Linked DNA regions of Homo sapiens: region 1 is linked to region 2. A link is an interaction called in ENCODE POLR2A ChIA-PET data of the cell type or tissue named here. Cell type or tissue: Panc1. All regions are shown on one strand. Links, peaks and the distances in the headings refer to the core of each region. The heading gives the core; the rest is flanking DNA. Region 1 holds the start of LOC124903878 (a long non-coding RNA gene). Region 2 overlaps LOC107984931 (a long non-coding RNA gene).

Region 1 (5,369 bases), core at 56-5,055, 51 kb before region 2:
AAATTAGCCGGGCGTGGTGGAAGGCGTCTGTAATCCCAGCTACTCAGGAGGCTGAGGCAGGGAGAACTGCTTGAACCCAAGAGGCGGAGGTTGCAGTGAGCTGAGATTGTACTACTGCGCTCCAGCCTGGGTGACAAAGCAAAACTCCGTCTCAAAAAAACAAAACAAAACAAAAACCTGCAGCTGGAATCCCCATCCGAGAGGCTCCAGACCCCTCCCGCTTAGAACCACCCTGCCTGCCACAGACCGCTATGTCCCCACAGGTACAAAAATGACACACGGATTGATCCCCGCCTCTTTCGTGCCGGAAAATACCGAATCACCAACAACTACGGGCTGCTGTCCCTGGAGATTAGGAGGTGAGACTGGAGACCTGGAGAGACCTATGACCCCAGACCCTGCCACCGCCGAGGCCAGAGCAGGATCCCAAACCCTTCCTCGGAGCTGAGGCCCAAGTTCACCTCCTTCAGAAGTCTCTAGGGTGCTGGTCAAAATACCGATTCCTGGGACAGGACAGACCCTCCCCCCACCCCCAGAGATTCAGATTAAGCAGGTCTGGAATGGAGCCCAGGAATTAATATTTAACACACACACCCACCATGTGATTCCGATGCCTTGAGATACACGGTGAGAAATTTGGACTCAGAGGCTGGCCGTGAGGACTGGATGCTGAACTAGGCATGCTGGGAAGGCTCCTTGTGGGGGAGAGAAAAATACCATAATATGCACACATATGCACCTGTGCACACACATATGCATACATGCACATACACAGTGCTCACACATGTGCTTATGTACCCAAACATACACATGTGAGGGGAAGCAGTGACATGGGAGAGAGTTCAGCCTTTCAGGAGATGGTGCGTCCTAAGCATGGTTTTGAGGGAAGAGGCAGGATGCATGCTGGGAGGCCACACGGGAATATAAGAGTGCAGTCCTCCCCAAGGCCTGTGTCACTCATCATTCATATCAGCTGCCACACGCTGAGTTCCTCCCAGGTGCCAGGCCCTGTGCTGGGTGCTTTTCACATACGATCCATAATCCCTGCCACCATGCTTGAGGGAAGCACCCCATGTCGCAGGTGATGAAACAGGCTCAGAAAGTTAAGGCTCTTGTACAGCTACTATGCGACAGGGCCTGGTGTGAGCCATTTCTCTCTATCTGGGTTGTTTCCCAAACACCAAACCCTCCACCTCAACCAACCCAGGCCTCAGAGACACAAAGATAAGCAGAACACTCATCTTACCCTTCAGAAGTGGGGAGACATAAATATCTGACCATATAAGGGAGGTGCCCCATGGACTCCACAGTCAAGGAAGGTGCGCAGGCCCAGGGGGACCTCCGGGGCAGGCAGGACTGGCCCTGGAAGCAAGAGGGGTTCCTGTGCTGAGTGACCAGGGGCAAAAAGGAGGCACCAAGGGGCCTCTGCTTGCTAATGGGGCCAGAGGTGCCACATCCGACCACCTCCTCTCTGTCACCAGGGTGCCCCTGGGATGGAGCTGGCCCAGGCTTCCACTGGGAACATGACAGGGTTGGCCTGGTTGGTGGTGAGACCCACACCTAAGACTGGGAACACCTGGGTGTCTGGCTCAGTTCTATCCAGATTGCAGCCTGCCTTGACCAAGTTTGTCTGCTGCTCTCTGAGAAAGGAGGAGGCTCCCGCTCCAGGATCCTTGTTTGAAGCTGAGTTGAGTTCCATTTGCTCTGTGACTCTGGGAAAGTCACTTAACCTCTCTGATCCTCCACAGTCAGCAATAACTGCAATGTGGCATGTCATATTTTTAAAGCACTTTCTCCTGAGACGGTTTAGGTGGTGTCGTGTCCCCAGTTTTTCAGAGGACACCGAAGCATGGAAAGGTGCAGTGGCCAACCAGAAAACACACAGCTTTTCAGAGATAATGACCAAAGTCTCTTCCTGGCACCGTGAGGCTTTCCTTAGTTCCAGCCTTTCCCACCCACACAGGGGACTTGTGTTTCCCATGGAGCCCAGCAGTCTTGGGAGGAACTTCTCCCTCTCTCCTTTTCAGATGCGCCATTGAGGACTCAGCAACTTACACTGTGCGAGTGAAGAACGCCCACGGCCAGGCCTCCTCCTTCGCCAAAGTCCTCGTCCGCAGTAAGTCCTCCCAACCCCAACAGGCACTCCGGGCCACAGCAAACCCAAGCTGGGCAGACAAGGACATGGGTCTGCGTGAGACCTGAGGAAGGGCCATAGGCACAAGGCTGTTCAGCCTGGCATTGGGTGACCAGGGCAGCCCTGGAGACTCCCGCTTCCCTGGGGGCCTTCACAGCAAGCGATAGTCTCCTCCATCAGCCTGGGCTGATGGTGGAAGGTGAGTGAGGCAGGATCACCTGTCCCTGTGGGTTGGTGTCAAGAGCAGCTGGGAGATGGGAAGGGAACTGACCTCTCCTGAGTCTTCACTGTGTGCCAGACACCCTTGATAGTACCTGATTCCATCCTGAGCCAGCCGGTGGCAGGGCTGGGACTTGAACTCAGCTCTCTCTGTAGAGTCATCACTGGCATGGTGGGCACCTTTGTGTGAACTGAATGGATGAATTAGCGAAAGGGGCCCCTTTTCTGCAGGCAGGTGCAGCTCCCACTCCAGGGCACATGGCTTGGCAAATGGAAAACAGACTGAATTTTAGCCCCCAAGTTGCTCTCTCAGGGGATAACTTTGCACAGAGCACAACCTACACAGTTATTCAAGGCGAACCCACCTGCCCGCCATGCCAAAGAGCATGCTTGGCCCACCGGATTGCGCTTAGGTTGGGATCCATCTCAGGGCCTCTGGGAGGGTGGTCTGGCCCCACCAACCCTGCTGAGGGGTCCTCAGGGACAAAAGCCAAACCCCAGCAACTCCCCACCTGACCCCCACTGCCCCATGTGGGTCCTTTTGCACATTTTCCAGCTGGGCTTGGGCCCCTCCTGGAGGTCACCCCATGGGCATCTGAAATCACAGCATAAAGCAGGTAGACACTCAGGAGTCAGCCAGACCTGAGTTCACATCCTGGCTCTGCTGCCAACTGGCTGTGTAAATCTGGGAAGCCACCTCACTTCCCTGAGCCTCTATTTCCTCATCTGTGAAAGGGAGAATCCTACAATCCTACCACCTCTCTCAGATGCCCGAGTTGATTAAATGAGATGATACGTATAAGCCTTGGCATGTGGTACCCATTCCCATGACCAGGGCAGGGCACTGCCCAAGGGGGTCACACCTTTGGGCCCAGAAGAATGCCGTGCCCTGAGTTCCAGGACCCCCGGGAGAGAGAAGCCCACGTGTGCACACATACACACACACACACACGTGCACTCATACACACACGCGCACTCATACACACACTCCTGAGGCAGCTGTCTTGGGCAGTAGACAGGTGGATCCCAGGCCACCCTCCCTGCCTCTCATCAGACCTTGTTAAACTGTCCTGCACAGCCCTCTCCACCCACTGTCCTGTTCCCTAAATAGCTCTTAGGAGGCAGATCCTGCTGCCAGGCCAAGCTCTTGTGCAGAAATTTGAGCTGTCCCCACAGTCCATGCCCAGAGTCAAGCCCAAGGTCAGGGACTGGGGCCCTGCCTCCCTCTGCCCACCCGTCCTTCCCACCACTCCTTCCAGATCCCTGTCCCTCTCTCCATCAAGGCTGGCAACTCCAGGGTCCACCAGGCTTGCTCTTGGCCCCAGACTCCAGCCAACCCTCTGCTTCTCCTACTCCACTCACCGCCACTACCACCCTCTTCTCTGCTTTCATCTCCGTAGCCACTTGGGTGATTTTAGTGGCCTGGGGGACAGGAGCCCTGAGTTCCAATCCTGACTCTTCCACTGACCTGTGTGATCTCGGGCAGCCTCCTGCCCTTCTCTGGACCTTGCTCAGGAAGGGCCTTTCCAGGGACCAGTGTCATGTCATAGCTTCAGGCTGCTGGGGTGTTGTCTGGACGGCTGTGCCTCAGTTTTCTCTTCTGTTTGAGAGGATAATAATAGTACCAACTGACAGGGCTGTTGTGAAGATAGAATGAGTCAATGTGTTTATGTGTTTAATTGGCTCGTTCAATCCTCAGAGCATGGGGCGAGCACTGTGTGAGTGAGAGCTGCTGTTACTATTCTCTGGTGGTCTGTGGCAACATTACCTTGGATTTCACCCTTCAGCCCCTGGATGCCTCTCAGTGCTGCCCCTCCCCCACCACTCTCCCTGATCCCACCAGAAATCCCCGCGCCTCTGAGCGGGCTTGACCGCTGTGAAGACAGTGCATAATCCTGGGGGCAAGTTTGGGTAGGGAAAGGAAACCAGCATGTATTGAGAACCTGCCATGTGTCAGGCTATGGCTGGTGGCTTGATTCATGTGAACCCGCTCGTTCCTTGCTCCAGGTAGGAATTACTGTCCCATTTTACTGCTGAAGAAACTGAGGCACAGAGAGGTAAAAGAACTTTCCCAAAGCCACAAGGGGAAGCCACCAACAGACCAGGACTCAAACTCATATCCAAAGCCCATGTCCCCAAAATAGCATAGGAATGTGGGCTCTGAACCTTCTCCAACTCTGTTTGCCTTTGGTTTTTCAGCTTACCTGGGGAAGGATGCTGGCTTCGATTCAGAGATCTTCAAAAGTAAGTCGGCTGGGGGAGAACGGGACCTGGGATTCTTTGTTCAGGCTTTGCTCCCCGACCCCCACAGTCCCTGTTTAGAATATAGCCATCCCCTGCCCATAAAAGGACGTCCACCGGGGTTTGTCTATGAGCTGGTAATACCTGCACCTGACTTCTAAAGGCCGCAGGGTACCCCAGAGCTGTCCCCAGCTGCTGAGCTGTTCTCTGACCTAAACTGGGTTTGAAAGGCAAAGCCAGAAAAACCAACGGACTTGGCCTTGGGATGTTTGCTCTTTGGCTGCTCTGACCACTACCTAGATAAGTCTCTTCCCCTCCTACCCCAAGGCCAGGTCCCCTTCTCCTAGTCAAGACCCAGAAGAGAAGGGATGCCCCAGAAATTTCCTCACTCCTAAGTCCCAGGCCAGGCTGGCTGCCTCAAAAACTTCTGCCCCAAATTTCATTCCCACGCCAGGATCGACGTTTGGCCCCAGCGTGGAATTCACCTCGGTGCTGAAGCCAGTCTTTGCTCGTGAGAAGGAACCCTTCTCCCTGTCATGCTTGTTTTCGGAAGATGTGTTAGATGCTGAGAGCATCCAGTGGTTCCGAGATGGTAAGGACCCCCAGTCCTGGCCCCCAGCCTCCAGAGCTGGCCCCTCCAAAGCTCAACTCAGAGCCAGAGAGGACCCCTAGCGGACAGAGACTCTCCCCAACCAGTACCAACTGTGCTAAAGTGCTGAAGAGGCAGAGGAGAGCGGGAGTGCAGCCAGGTGTGGTCAGATCATGCCACCCCATA
Region 2 (5,369 bases), core at 67-5,066:
GAGAAACACCATTTATCAGATGTTTACCCAGAGAGATGGTGGTTGGTTTTTACTGGACCACAGCCAACTAATGAAAGGACAGGCTCACCATAAAGTTATAAAGCGGAAACCAACTGAGAAAAATGCTTGTGATTCATGTGTAAAATATAAGGCTAACACACTTAATAATCAATTACGATCTAGTCATATTGTGACTGATACACAGTCACCAACAATGATATTGCATGGATGGGCAAAGTGGCTCACACTTGTAATCCCAGCAACTCTGGAAGATGAGCCCAGGAGTTCAAGACCAGCCTGGGCAACATAGTGAGACCCTGTCTCTACAAAAAAAAAAAAATTAAATTAGCCGGGTGTGGTGGTGCATGTCTATAGTCCCAGCTACTCAGGAGGCTGAGATGGGAGGATAGCCTGAGTCTGGGGAGGTCATAGCTGCAGTGAGCTGAGATTGCACTACTGCACTCCAGCCTGGGCAACAGAGTGAGGTCCTGTCTATATATATATATATATATATATATATATATATATATATATATATATATATATATATATAATATTTAGAAGCATGGGGGGAAAACATGGCCATGCTCTGTGGCTCACACCTGTAATCCCAGCACTTTGGGAGGCTGAGGTGGGTGGATCACTTGAGGCCAGGAGTTTGAGACCAGCCTGGCCAACATGGTGAAACCCCATCTCTATTAAAAATACAAAAATTAGCCGGTCCTGTTGGTGCGTGCCTGTAATCCCAGCTACTCAGAAGGCTGAGGCAGGAGAATTGCTTGAACCCAGGAGGTGGAGTTTGCAGTGAGCCGAGATTATGTCATTACACTCCACCCTAGGCGACAGAGAGGGGGAAGAAAAAAAGCAGCAGCATGGAAAAATGTTCAGGATAGGTTTTAAAAGTCAAAAGACAGGCCAAGCACAGTGGCTCACACCTGTAATCCCAGCACCTTGGGAGGCTGAGCAGGCAGATCACTTGAGCCCAGGAGTTTGAGACCAGCCCAGCCAACATAGTGAGACCGCACCTTAATTTTTTTAAGTAAATAAATAAATATTTTTAAAATAGAAAAGAAAAAAATTTAAATTAAAAACAGGAGAAATTCATCCTGTGCCATTTCCTTCTTCCAAGTGTCGACTCCTCTTCAGAATCTGCCTGCTTTTTTTTTTAATCTCCAGTGCTTTTTTTTTTCCCCCGGAGTTAACAGTTGAAATCTGCCCGGAGATCAGTCCAGTTGGAGCTTACTTGCCACACCATGAATGGAACTCCTCATTGGGACTTACTGTCCTGGATTCTGTCTTCAGATGCCCCCTCCAGGTGAGGAGTCCACAGAACCAAGAGGACATGTCACTCAGAGCAGGCCCTCCTCCTGGGAATTGCCCCATGGACTTTTGGCGTCTCTGCCTTCTGACTCATAACACAGATTTTGGATAGGGCGGGGCACCCCTTGCCTCAGCACTCCAGAGAAGCCCAGCAAGCTGGACCTTAAGTGACAACCACAACTGAACAGTTCGAACTCAAGGTCCATTCTTTTCAATCATCTCAGCAGCAACAAATTACTGAGCTATGAGGGTGAGTTTATTTTCAAAGGATGGGATTACAGGCATGAGCCACCATGCTTGGCCCAAACCTTCCTTTAGAGGTGTGGGGTGACCACTAAAAGTACTAAAAATAGAATCACTGAAGCTACTTGAGAGGCTGAGGAAGGAGGATTGCTTGAGCTCAGGGGGTCGAGGCTGCAGTGAGCCATGATTGCACCACTGCACTCCAGCCTGGGCGACAGAGCAAAATCCTGTCTCAAAAAAAAAGAGAGAGGGAGAGATACTCAATGATGCTTTTCATCTGCAAAATAGAGTGATATAAATAAATCAGTAATAAAGTGGTTGAGTCCAGGTTGCTTTCTGAGGGTGGGAAGGCAACTAAATGCACTGAGTTTATTTAATATTTGCCTAATAACGTAATCTCTGGTCCCTAAAGCAGCCTCAGGGCTAACAGCACAAGGCCCACGGTCAGGCTACTTGGGTTCGAAATTCTGCTTGCTTATCCAGGCCTAATCACTTAACCGCTGTGAAACAATACTTTCATCTGCCAAGTGGTGATAACAAATGGGCCTCCCTATTTAGGTGATGTGTGGAGGAGCACATTGCTCTCATCACTATTCAAAGGGTTGGCTGGAGCTGGGTTTTGAGGTAATTCAGCTGCCAGCAGCGCCTTTCCCTGTTCATTCTGAGTCAGAAATGTGGGCGGATACAGTCACATAGAAGATTACAAAAGAATGCTACTGGCCAAAATCTCAAGTCTCCCAAGCAGCAATAACTCCTGCACGGGCTGTCAGCTGGGGTCGAGCCAAGTGGGCAAACGGGCTGGTGGCTCAGAGGGATTTGCTCCTCCTGACTTTGACCAGATGAGGCGGCTTTCCCAGCTCTAACATCTTTAGTTGCTTCCCACTTGCTTTTGTCACTGACTGCACAGTTTAAGATGTTTAATAAACTTGTCTCATTATCCATCTGGTGCTCACCACATGATACTTTTTCAAATCATTTGTTTATTTCCAGAAAAATAAAAATAACACTTTGACTATCAGATGTTGCACTAGCAAATCATTTTCATGTGTATCTTTCCTATATGCTACCTCATCTGACCTTTACAATTGCCCTTTGGTGGATATCTTACCCAAGAGGGAGTGGAAGATCAAGAAGGTTAAGTAGCTTGCCAGTGATTTGCAGGGCCTCTTTTTATTGTTTTAATATGGCTACTAGAAAATTCAGCTGGGCACAGTGGCTCACGCCTGTAATCTCAGTACTTTGGAAGGCCAAGGAGGGAGGATTGCTTAAGCCTAGGAGTTTGAGATCAGCCCTGGCAACACAGTGAGATCCCTGTCTCTACAAAAATAAAAATAGCTGGGCACAGTGGCACGTGCCTGTAGTTCTAGTAATCAGGAGGCTAAGACAGGAGGATCATTTGAGCCCAGAAGTTCGAGGCCTCAGTGAGCTGTGATCATGCCCCTGCACTCCAGCCTGGGTGACAGAGGGACACCCTGTCTCAAAAAAAAAAAAAAAAATTAAATTCTATATATGGCTCTTGTTATATTTCTGTGGGACAGAATCAAGTTAAACTGTTCAATTACCAGAGACAGCTGCTGGGCGCTGTGGTTCATGCCTGTAATCCCAGCACTTTGGGAGGCCAAGGCGGGTGGATCACCTGAGGTCAGGAGTTCAAGACCAGCCTGGCCAACATGGTGAAACCTTGTCTCTACTAAAAATACAAAAAATTAAGGCCAGGCACAGTGGCTCATGCCTGTAATCTCAGCACTTTGGGAGGCTGAGGCGGGTGGATCACCTGAGGTTAGAAGTTCGAGACCAGCCTGACTAACATGGAGAAACCCCGTCTCTACTAAAAAGACAAAAAAAAAAATTAGCTGGGCGTGGTGGCAATTACAGGCATGGAAAAAACCTGTCTCTACTAAAAATACAAAATTAGCCAGGCGTGGTGGCCCGTGCCTATAATCCCAGCTACTCAGGAGGCTGAGGCAGGAGAATCGCTTGAACCTGGGAGACGGAGGTTGCAGTGAGCTGAGATAGCGTCATTGCACTCCAGACTGGGCAACGAGAGCCAAACTCCGTCTCAAAAAAAAAAAAAAAACCAAGCCACCAGGCTTGGTGGCGGATGCCTGTAATCCCAGTTACTCAGGAGGCTGAGGTAGGAGAATCGCTTGAACCCTGGAGGCAGAGGTTGCAGTGAGCCAAGATATCGCGCCACTGCACTCCAGCCTGGGCAACAAGAGCAAAACTTCGTCTAAAAAAAAAAAAAAAAAAAAGGAATATTACTCAGCCTTTAAAAGGGATGAGCTGCTGACACATGCTACAACATGGATGAATCTTGAAAACCTTTAAAAGGAGTGAAATGTTGACACATCCTCCAACATGGATGAACCCTGAAAGCCAGACACAAAAGGGCAAAGATTGTATCATTGCACCTATATGAGGTACCTAGAACAGGAAAATTCATTGACAAAAAGTAGAATAGAGGTTACCAGAGGCTGAGGGGAGGAAGGAATAGGAAGTTACTGTCTAACGGGCATAGAGTTTCTGTTTGGGATGATAAAAAAAAGTTCTGGAAATAGTGGTGATGATGACACAACATTATGAATGTACTTAATGCCACTGAACTGTACACTTAAAAATAGTTAAAATGGGCCGGGCGTGGTGGCTCACACCTGTAATCCCAGCACTTTGGGGGGCCGAGGTGGGTGGATCACCTGAGGTCAGGAGTTAGAGACCAGCCTGGCCAACATAGAGAAACCCTATCTCTACTAAAAATACAAAATTAGCCAGGCACAGTGGCACATACCTGTAATCCCAGCTACTTGGGAGGCTGAGGCAGGAGAATCGCTTGAACCTGGGAGGCAGAGGTTGCAGTGAGCTGAGATCGTGCCATTGCACTCCAGCCTGGGCAACAAGAGCAAAACTCCACCTCAAAAAAAAAATTCTTTTGTTAAAATGGTAAATTTTATGTTGTGTATATTTTACCACTATTAAAAAATCAGGCTGGGCACCGTGGCTCACACCTGTAATCCCAACTCTTTGAGAGGCCAAGGTGGGCTGATCACTTGAGCCCAGGAGTTCAAGACCAGCCTAAGCAGCATGGCAAGATTTTGTCTCTACAAAAAATTAAAAATTAGCTGGGCACGGTGGCACACACCTGTAGTCCCAGCTACTCAGGAGGCTGAGCTAGGAGGATCACTTGAGCTCTGGGAGTCGAGGCTTCCCTTCTTGACCTCTCCATAACCCAGTCTCCACATAGCATGACATCACTGTTTGGAACTTTCCAGTGGCTTGCCATCACATTTTGAATAAAATACAAAGTGTTTATCATGGCCCACAAGGCCCTACACAAATGGGCTCCTGAGACCTCTTAAGCTCAACTCCTAGTACTCTCTTCCTTGCTGGCTGTGAGCCATGATTGTGCCACTGCACTGCAGCCTCAATGACAGAGCAAGACCCTGTCTCAAAAAAAAATAAACAAGAAAGCACAATAATTTCAGATAGTGCTCTAAAGCAAATAAAATGATGGTGATGAGGTAAGGCAATAGAGACTGAGGGAGGGTAGAGCTGCTTTAGATTGCATTACCAAGGCAAATCCCTTAAGAAGGTGACATTGGAACTGAGACTTGAAACCTGAGAGAGGGCCAGCCATGCAGAGAATGCCCCAAGGGAAAGATACTGCAGGGAGAGAAAACAGCCAGAAAGGGGCTCTCAGGCAGTTGAAAGAGCCCAGCATAGCATGAACATTGGTTAACAAGGAAGGGAGTACTAGGAGTTGAGCTGAAGAGGTCCCAGGAGCCCATTTGTGTAGGGCCTTGTGGGCCATG

The links. Peaks named below come from ENCODE experiments on the same cell type or tissue, not always from the same donor. Only the 100,000 strongest peaks of a DNase experiment are listed, where the experiment ranks them.
Region 1: POLR2A ChIA-PET joins it to region 2 with 11 read pairs; 2 of 35 experiments call an interaction of 5 or more read pairs at or near these places.

Annotation. Positions count from the first base shown.
Region 1 is chr1:24,094,670-24,100,038 of GRCh38, reverse strand. MYOM3 (myomesin 3) reads left to right here. Exons shown (of 37, transcript NM_152372.4): 6 at 264-359; 7 at 2,028-2,116; 8 at 4,553-4,597; 9 at 5,049-5,186. LOC124903878 (a long non-coding RNA gene) reads right to left here and starts at 3,993. Exons shown (of 3, transcript XR_007065543.1): 1 at 3,822-3,993; 2 at 2,449-2,615; 3 at 2,065-2,198. LOC105376864 (a long non-coding RNA gene) reads right to left here and starts at 1,333. Exons shown (of 4, transcript XR_007065542.1): 1 at 1,247-1,333; 2 at 599-695. In Panc1, for the core only: no CTCF peak of the experiment used is centred there; no DNase peak of the experiment used is centred there.
Region 2 is chr1:24,043,357-24,048,725 of GRCh38, reverse strand. The region is part of intron 1 of LOC107984931 (a long non-coding RNA gene); the gene reads right to left. Among named protein-coding and RNA genes, the nearest start is that of MYOM3-AS1, 21 kb to the left of the region's middle. In Panc1, for the core only: no CTCF peak of the experiment used is centred there; DNase peaks (open chromatin) are centred at 1,445 and 2,218; H3K27ac peaks cover 1,419 bases.